Regions from separate parts of the Homo sapiens genome. Here region 2 is linked to region 1. A link is a contact called in ENCODE POLR2A ChIA-PET data. All regions are on one chromosome and are shown on one strand. The core of a region is the stretch at or near the end of the contact, and the rest is flanking DNA. Distances in the headings are between cores, read along the strand shown.

The links. ChIA-PET counts read pairs that join two places held with the same protein, here RNA polymerase II (POLR2A).
Region 2: POLR2A ChIA-PET joins it to region 1 with 13 read pairs in Panc1. The contact joins two enhancer-like sites. POLR2A ChIA-PET finds 5 or more read pairs at or near these places in 2 of 52 experiments (Caco-2 and Panc1).

Annotation. Positions count from the first base shown.
Region 1 is chr5:55,301,313-55,305,389 of GRCh38, reverse strand. The region is part of intron 1 of DHX29 (DExH-box helicase 29); the gene reads left to right. Among named protein-coding and RNA genes, the nearest start is that of DHX29, 4.3 kb to the left of the region's middle. Within about 2 kb of position 1,854, at least 3 of the 41 ENCODE cell types and tissues checked have a DNase peak (open chromatin) inside an H3K27ac peak, as active enhancers do.
Region 2 is chr5:56,113,994-56,118,458 of GRCh38, reverse strand. It overlaps ANKRD55 (ankyrin repeat domain 55), which reads left to right. Exons shown (of 12, transcript NM_024669.3): 9 at 1,677-1,844. Among named protein-coding and RNA genes, the nearest start is that of ANKRD55, 120 kb to the left of the region's middle. RefSeq lists a silencer at 1,283-1,577. Within about 2 kb of position 1,783, at least 2 of the 41 ENCODE cell types and tissues checked have a DNase peak (open chromatin) inside an H3K27ac peak, as active enhancers do.

The DNA.
Region 1 (4,077 bases), core at 605-3,104:
CAAATGGAGCTCTTAGCTTTCTCCTTCCTCGTATTTATTCTTGCCATGTTTTTCTTCATGGAGTGCAATCTGTCCCTAACATCATCTACCAAAACCTTAAAATACCCATTTCAGATAACAACTTCCTTTTGAATTCTTCCTGCTATTCACAACTGACGTATCATAGTTGTTTAAATCATTCTTTTTGATAGTTAGTTCTTGCCTTATGATATGTAAAGAATTATATGTTTTATATATCCAACAAAATTACAGGAGGTAGGAACAGTTTTATGGATATGTGTTAACATTTCCCCAGTATCTACTCTAGTGCTGTGCATATTGTCATGAAGAAAATTACTTGGATAACTGGTAAGGAAAGTTCAAAGGAATTATTAAGACCAAGAAATCAAGAGAAAAAAACTAGAGGTTATCTACTAAATTTGCACATAACTTTTGGGTTTATTTTAGGGTGCTTTTAATATATAGTATAACGTACAATAAACCTATTTTGGAGAAAAAAGTGGAAAAATGCTCAACTCTGTGTAGTTCCTAATGTAGATGTAATGGTTCTACTCTACTTCCGTCCCTCCTTATCTTTCCAATTTGACGGCACAGCTGGTCAAAATTGTCCTCTATCGTAGAGGTTCAGAATCACCAAATGGCTTGCACAACAAGTAATACCAGTCTTGTTTTTTTTTTAATTTCATTTGCTCATGAAAGAATTTCTGAAGAGGCCGAATAGGGAGGAGGGTGGGGAGAGGTTCAGTATTAAATAGGATGGTCAGGGAAGGAAGGCATCATATAAGAAGGTGGCTAGGCGCAGTGGCTCACGCTTGTAATCCCAGCACTTTGGGAGGCCGAGGCAGGCGGATCACGAGGTCAGGAGATTGAGACCACGGTGAAACCCCGTCTCTACTAAAAATATAAAAAATTAGCTGGGCATAGTGGCGAGCGCCTGTAGTCCCAGCTACTCGGAGAGGCTGAGGCAGGAGAATGGCGTGAACCCGGGAGGCGGAGCTTGCAGTGAGCTGAGATTGTGCCACTGCACTCCAGCCTGGGTGACAGCAAGACTCGGTCTCAAAAAAAAAAAAAAAAAAAAAAGTGACATTTGAGCAAGCAAAGGAGGCAGGTAAAGTAGTTACACAGATGACTGGGTAAAGAGTCTCCTGGGGAGAGGGAACAGAAAGGCCTTGAGATGCAAGCCTGGAGTGTTCTAGAAATAGCAAGACCTTTCCCCATCTTTCTTTTACTGTCCTTCTCTTTGCCTTTCTTTTCTTTTCTTTCTTCTTTCCATTCCTGTGCTTTAGAAGTGCCACTTCCTTAGCCTAAGTATAATTAAGCTGCTTTATCATGTTATGACTGAGACCAAAATAAGAGGTTCAGTAATTTAAGTTTTCTCTTCCAACCAAGAGGCTTGTGTTTCTGAAAATCCTTGAACCTAGTTGAGGCTTAAAATTTTAAGAGGGGAATAAGAATTGGGAATGGATGTCATAAATTTATGAAAGCCATTATAAATTTTTTTTTAGGGTCACTAAAATAGAAAAAGTGCTATGAGGAACAGAAAATAGTGACTTGGTAAACATTAAATGGAGAATGGAGGGTCTATTTTGGTTTGAAATAGGAATAGCTTCCCTTAGAAAACATTTAAACTGAGATGATCTGCAGAGTATTTGTGGCAGAGGGAAAAACAAGCCTAAAAACCCTAAGGTGGAAACAAGTTTGACATGTTGTAAGAAGATAGTGCTGTGTGGCTGGAGCGAAGAAAGAAAAAGTTAAAATGTGGCTGGAAGTCTGGGAAGGAGCCAGAGCAAGTTCAATGGGAAGTGGGGGCCGGTGTTGGTATTAAGTAGAGGAGAAACTTTAGCTGGTTTACATTTCAAAATAATTAGTCAGGCGGCCCTGGCAGTGTGTACTTCCTCACAGGCCTTAATTGCTCAGACTACATCAATTCACCCTCATCTATTTTCTTGGCACTCTGCACTTCCCCTTTATTACTCATCTGAGTATTAGTTGCTTACTAATTATATTACTGTTCCAGAATATAAGCTCCATGAGGACAGGCACTGGGTCTGTTTACCACCAGAGTCCCTGTTTGGGTCCCTTGCCTGATTAACCATTCTGCAGATGTACACACTGTCGATCAGAAGGGAATCAGAGTGCTAACAACTCAAAGTCAATGTCTTAGTCATAGTGGGTCATTAGCATTGCTTTTTCCTTTAAAATACAGTATAAAAAGAATATGTAGCAAAAGAAAAGATTATTGGGCAATAAGAAACTGATTCTGGTTGATTTTTTTTTTTTAATTAGCTGAGTCATTTTGAGGAAATCAGTTTGTCTGTGCTTCAACTTTAATGTAATAAATATTTTTGAGAGCCAGCTATATATGTTGCATCGTTCCATGACCTTTCATTTATAAATTTGGAATTCATAATACTTTGCCTTGGAGATATTGCATACTAACATCCTTACTTCCAGTCAGATTTCCAGTAACTTCCACCATCTTAAACACAAAACCAAAAATTGTAAAAGTCTCCAGGCAATAAGGAAAGTAGCTGTCATAAATCTTATGCACTTTACTTGGCAAAAGTGAACGTGGCCCAGTGAATGTTGAGCAGGATTCCTTGATTTCTCTGATCATTTTTCAGAAACTCAGCTCTTTTGTTTACCCTCTGGAAGTTTGCAGTATAAGCCAACTTCAAGGAAGTGATACAGTTGAAACTCTTAGGTGAAATGTTTGGAGGAGACAAATGAGAATTTTACTTTAATCTTTTCAACTGGGTAAATTAAAAACCAACCAGTTTTTTTTTTTTTTTTTTTTGATAGGGTCACTCTGTCGCCCAGTGGCTCACTACAATCTCTGCCTCCCAGGCTCAAGCAATCCTCCCATCTCAGCCTCCCAAGTAGCTGGGATTACAGGCACAAGCCACCACACCTAGCTAATATTTTGTATTTTTTGTAGAGATGGGGTTTCACCATGTTGCCCCGGCTGGCATTTTTAAAGGAATTTACAGTCTTACTCTTGTCAGTAGCATATGAACTTTGAACTGTTTCTCCATGTAGTCTTGGTAATGTACTGCTCATCTATCTGTAACTTTTTAAAAGGGTTATAGCTGGGGCCTCTTGATGTGTTTGGGGACCTCTAAAACTGCATGCTAAATTTGTGCACAAGCTTACTATAATTGATAAGACTCCCCAGAAATAGTTAAAGACTACTAAATATATACTCTCCTTTATGACCATTGACATGAATTTATAGGAGAGATTACTAGAATTAAGGTAAAGTTTGAGACTAGACGATAAGGAAACTAACAATACTATACCAGACTTGTTATTATCTTTTTACATATGCCATGTAGCTTTGGGTACCTCCGATATAACTATAGCATAGCAGTAATTGACAGAGAACCACAAATGTTTCTCTTTCAGACTGCCCAGATGTACAAGTTAATTTCAAGTAGTTATTCTCAAAAACTTTTGTTCTTTTAAAATATCTAATTATATTAGCTACCATCTTAAAATGAAGAACCTAATGTAACCCAGCAGAGAGCAAAGTCTTTGACTTTAAAATCATAAGAACATTTAATGTTTAAATGTCTCAAAGTAGAAAAAATACTTCTTATTTTAAGGTGTATAAAAACCATGCAACTAGATTTATGATTCTGGAATCATTCTTGTTTTTTTTTTTTTTTTTTTTTTTGAGATGGAGTTTCACTCTTGTTGCCCAGGCTGGAGTGCAATGGCGAAATCTCGGCTCACTGCAACCTCCGCCTTCTGAGTTCAAGCGATTCTCCTGCCTCAGCCTCCCGAGTAGCTGGGATTACAGGCATGCACCACCACGCCTGGCTAATTTTGTATTTTTAGTAGAGATGGGGTTTCTCCATGTTGGTCAGGCTGGTCTTGAACTCCTGACCTCAGGTGATCCACCTGCCTTGGCCTCCCAAAGTGTTGGGATTACAGGCGTGAGCCACCACGCCTGGCCTGGGATCATTCTTATACAGCAGTGTTTCTCAAAGTGTGCTCAGGAGGTCCTAAGGAACCTGAGACTTGTTTGCCAAGGGCTCCATGAAGTGAAAACTTTTCATAATAATTCTGAGATGT
Region 2 (4,465 bases), core at 534-3,033, 810 kb before region 1:
AGACACGGGGTTTCATCATGTTAGCCAGGATGGTCTCGATCTCCTGACCTTGTGATCCACCTGCCTTGGCCTCCCAAAGCGCTGGGATTACAGGTGTGAGCCACCGCACCCAGCCAGTTCTGAAAGATTTTATATACTAATTACCAGTATTAGTAATACTTTGTTGACTATGTGATTTGCAAATATTTTCTCCCAGCCTATGGCTTGTCTTTTTATTCTCTTAAGAAAACACTGGTTATACAGTTTAATAAAGGTTTAAATACTGGTGAATATTTTTATACCTTTTGGCCAATGAAGGACTTTTTTCTTTTTTTTTGAGACAGAGTCTTGCTCTGTCGCCCATGATGGAGTGCAGTGGTATGATCTCGGCTCACTGCAACCTCTGCCTCTGGGGTTTAAGCAATTCTCATGCCTCAGCCTCCTGAGTAGCTGGGACTACAGGCACATGCCACCATGACTGGCTAATTTTTGTATTTTTAATGGAGACAGTGTTTTGCCTTGTTGGCCAGGCTGCTCTTGAACTCCTGACCTCAGATGATCCATCTGCCTCAACCTCCCAAAGTGCCAGAATTACAGGCGTGAGCCACTGTGCCTAGCCATGAAGGACTTTTTAAACATAACATCATGAAAGAAAGAAAAAATGAATAAGGAATTAAATGTGATTTTTTTTTAAGTTTTATAGAAAAATCACTTAAAAATTGAAAGTCAGCCAGGCATGGTGGCTCACGCCTATAATCCCAGCACTCTGGGAGGCCAAGGCGGGTGGATCATGAGTTCAGGAGTTCAGAACCAGCCTGGCCAACATAGTGAAACCCCGTCTCTACTAAAAATACAAAAATTAGCCGGGTGTGGTAACATGTGCCTGTCATCTCAGCTACTCAGGAGGCTGAGGTGGGAGAATCGCTTGAACCTGGGAGGCGAAGGTTGCAGTGAGCCAAGACCACACCATTGCACTCCAGCCTGGATGACAGAGTGAGACTCTGTCTCAAAAAATAAAATAAAAATAAAAATAAATTAAAAGTCAAGTAACAAATTACAGAAAATGTTTTCATAAACATAACCTATAAAAGACCAATGCCTTTAATATAAAGAGCACATACAAATTAGTAAGAAAAACACTTATACTTTAATAGAAAAATGACAAAAGGCATTAGTCATTTCAATGAAGAAACTCAAATGGCAAACAAACTTATATTTCAAAAGTTCAAACCTTACTATAAATTAAATAAAAAGGAAAATGACAGTGAAGCATATTTTGCCTACCAAAATGGACAAAGATTTTTAAAGTTAGTGACAATACTCAGTATTACAGAAGGAGGAGAAACATAGCTAGTAGGAGGACAAATTGACTCAATCTTCCGGAAGGCAGTTTGGCACTATGTATAAAGAACCTCAAAACTGTTCATACCCTTTGACCCACTACTTCCTCTTCTAGGAAATTGTTAGAAAGGCCAGAGAGTGTAGATGGCAGGGAATACTTAGAGCTAGAGGAGAGGCCCCTACACATGTCCACCATCATCCTTCGGGCTCATTTAACACTTACTATTTCTATACTGTAAATGGCAACAAGATTTTCCCTACCTCAACCTGACTTTGAGCAGGAGCTGTTGCTGGCTAAGCAGCCTGAACAATTCACATGCTCAGACGCTTGTGCTTTTTTCACATGGCCCCTCCAGGACACCTCTGCACTGGGCTGCAGCTGCAGGGAAGGCCGAATGTGTCCAGTCACTGCTGGAGTTGGGAATGGACAGCAACCTGCGGGACATCAATGAGAGCACGCCCTTGGCCTATGCCCTGTACTGCGGTCACACGGCGTGTGTCAAACTCCTCTCCCAAGAGAGCAGGTGAGTACAACAGGAGCCAGTTATTTTTCTATTCTTCTCAACTATTTATAAATTTGGATGAAATGTTTTAAATTGCCAAGGTGCAAACCAATAATAATATTATTATACTTTTATAATATAATTAATGTTACATAGTATTAAAGACATTAAATGATTCTATAATTAACGTTTGCCATTATCTAACACAGAATAAAGTGCTCTTGGAGCAAAATGATAGTAGTGAATCCAAATCCATCAGCCTAATATTCACTGAACTTGAATCTCTTCTTTCCTTTTCTCTCTTTCCTCTTCCCTTTTTGGCAAATCCTCTGAATCCCTCTTTTGCCTAATTTGATGAGTCTCAAACTTTCGTTCTCGGGACCCTTTTACACTCTCAAAAATTATTAAGGGCCCCCAGATAACTTTAGTTTATGAGAGTCAAACCCGTCAATATTTATGGCATTAGAAATTAAAACCGAGCGGCCAGGTGCGGTGGCTCATGCCTGTAATCCCAGCACTTTGGGAGGCTGAGGCAGGTGGATCACCTGAGGTCAGGAGTTCGAGACCAGCCTGGCCAACATGGTGAAATCCCACCTCTACTAAAAATACAAAAATTAGCCAGGCATGGTGGTGGGTGCCTGTAATCTCAGCTACTTGGGAGGCTGAGGCAAGAGAATAGCTTGAACCTGGGCGATGGAGTTTGCAGTGACCCGAGATCACTCCATTGCACTCCAGCCTGGGTGACAGAGTGAGACTCCGTCTCAAAAAAAAATTAATTAATTAATTAAAATGAGAAATTTTTAATAAAATATGCATTGTTATCCATTTAAATTAATAATAAACATTACATTTACATGAGAACATAAATAGCATATTTTAATTAAAAATAAAATGTTTTATTTAATATTTCTATTTCCCAAAACAAAAATATTGTCATGAGAAGAGCAGCATTGTTTTATATTTTTGGCAACTCTCTTTGGTAGCTTAATACAAGCTTAATAGAATACAGCTGCGGGCTGGGCATGGTGGCTCACACCTGTAATCCTAGCACTTTGGGAAGTTGAGGCGGGTAGATCACCTGAGGTCAGAAGTTCAGCTAGACCAGCCTGGCCAACATGGTAAAACCCCATCTCTACCAAAAACAGAAAAACTAGCCAGATGTGGTGGTGCGTGCCTGTAACCCCAGCTACTGGGGAAGCTGAGGCAGGAGAATCGCTTGAGCCTGGGAGGTGGAGGTTGCAGTAAGCCGAGACAGTGCCACTGCACTCCAGCCTGGATGACAGAGCAAGACCGTCTCAAAAAAAAAAAAAAATAGAATAAAGTGGGTTCCACATCTACTCTTTGCATTCTCTCTGTTGCGATGTAATGTGTTTTGTTTTTTGGTTTGGGGGTTTGCTTATTTATTTATTTATTTATTTATTATTATTATTATTTTTAGAACCAGAGTCTCACTTGTCATCCAGGCTGGTGTGCAGTGGCATAATCATGGCTTACTGCAACCTTGAACTCTTGGGCTCAAACGATCCCCTCACCTCAACCTCCTGAGTAGCTGGGACTTTAGGCATGTGCCACCATGCCCAGCTGGGTTTTCTTGTTTTTTGGTTTTTTATTTTTTTGTAGAGATGGCCTCACTATGCTACCCAGGCTGGTCTCAAACTCCTGGCCTCAAGCAGTCCTCCCACCTTAGCCTCCTGAAGTGCTGGGATTAGAAGTGTGAGCCATCATACCCAGCCACAGTATCATGTTTTGATTGATGTATATAAAAACGATCCAGCCTTATATAAATACGTAGTTGGAAAAGGCAGGTGTATCTCAATAGGCTTTTCAGATAATTGTGTGTATTTTTCTTTGATACGATACCAAAACTTAACAAGCAGCAGTTTCTTAAAGGTTAATTGCAATGTGGATTCTCACCATATCAATGAATTTTTTGTACTCTGTCACATTAGAATACATTACTATACCTTATACTTTAAATGGGTCTTATACACATGCGTGATTTTATTAACACCTTGCATTGGTCATTTGGAAAATATTGGTTCACTTAATTATAAAGATCTTCCAGATGACACATTTCATTATACAATATCAAAAAGTCACATTTGTTAACATCACCACCAATCTATTGGACAAGCTTTATATACTGAGATGGTGTCAAGCTTACAATGTGAATATAAGTTTTCCAAAATTCTAGTTTTTGCTTGAAAGCTAGACTTTTGTCATTGGCTACAATAACTGTCAGTTATTTATCTTGAAATGAAATATTCACTGTATTCGTTTTATTTTATTTATTTGTTTATTTATTTTGAGATGGAGTTTCGCTCTTGTTGCCCAGGCTGGAGTACAATGGCACGATCTCGGCTCACCGAAACCTCTGCCTCCCAGGTTCAAGTGATTCTCCTGTCTCGGCCTCCAGAGTGGCTGGGATTACAGGCATGTGCTACTACCCCTGGCTAATTTTGTATTTTTAGTAGAGACAGGTTTTCTCCATGTTGGTCAGGCTAGTCTCTAATTCCCAACCTCAGGTAATCCACCCGCCTCGGCCTCCCAAAGTGCTGGGATTACAGGCGTGAGCCACCACGCCTGGCCCACTTTATTCATTTTAATATATTTTTATTGTATATATATATATATATATATAT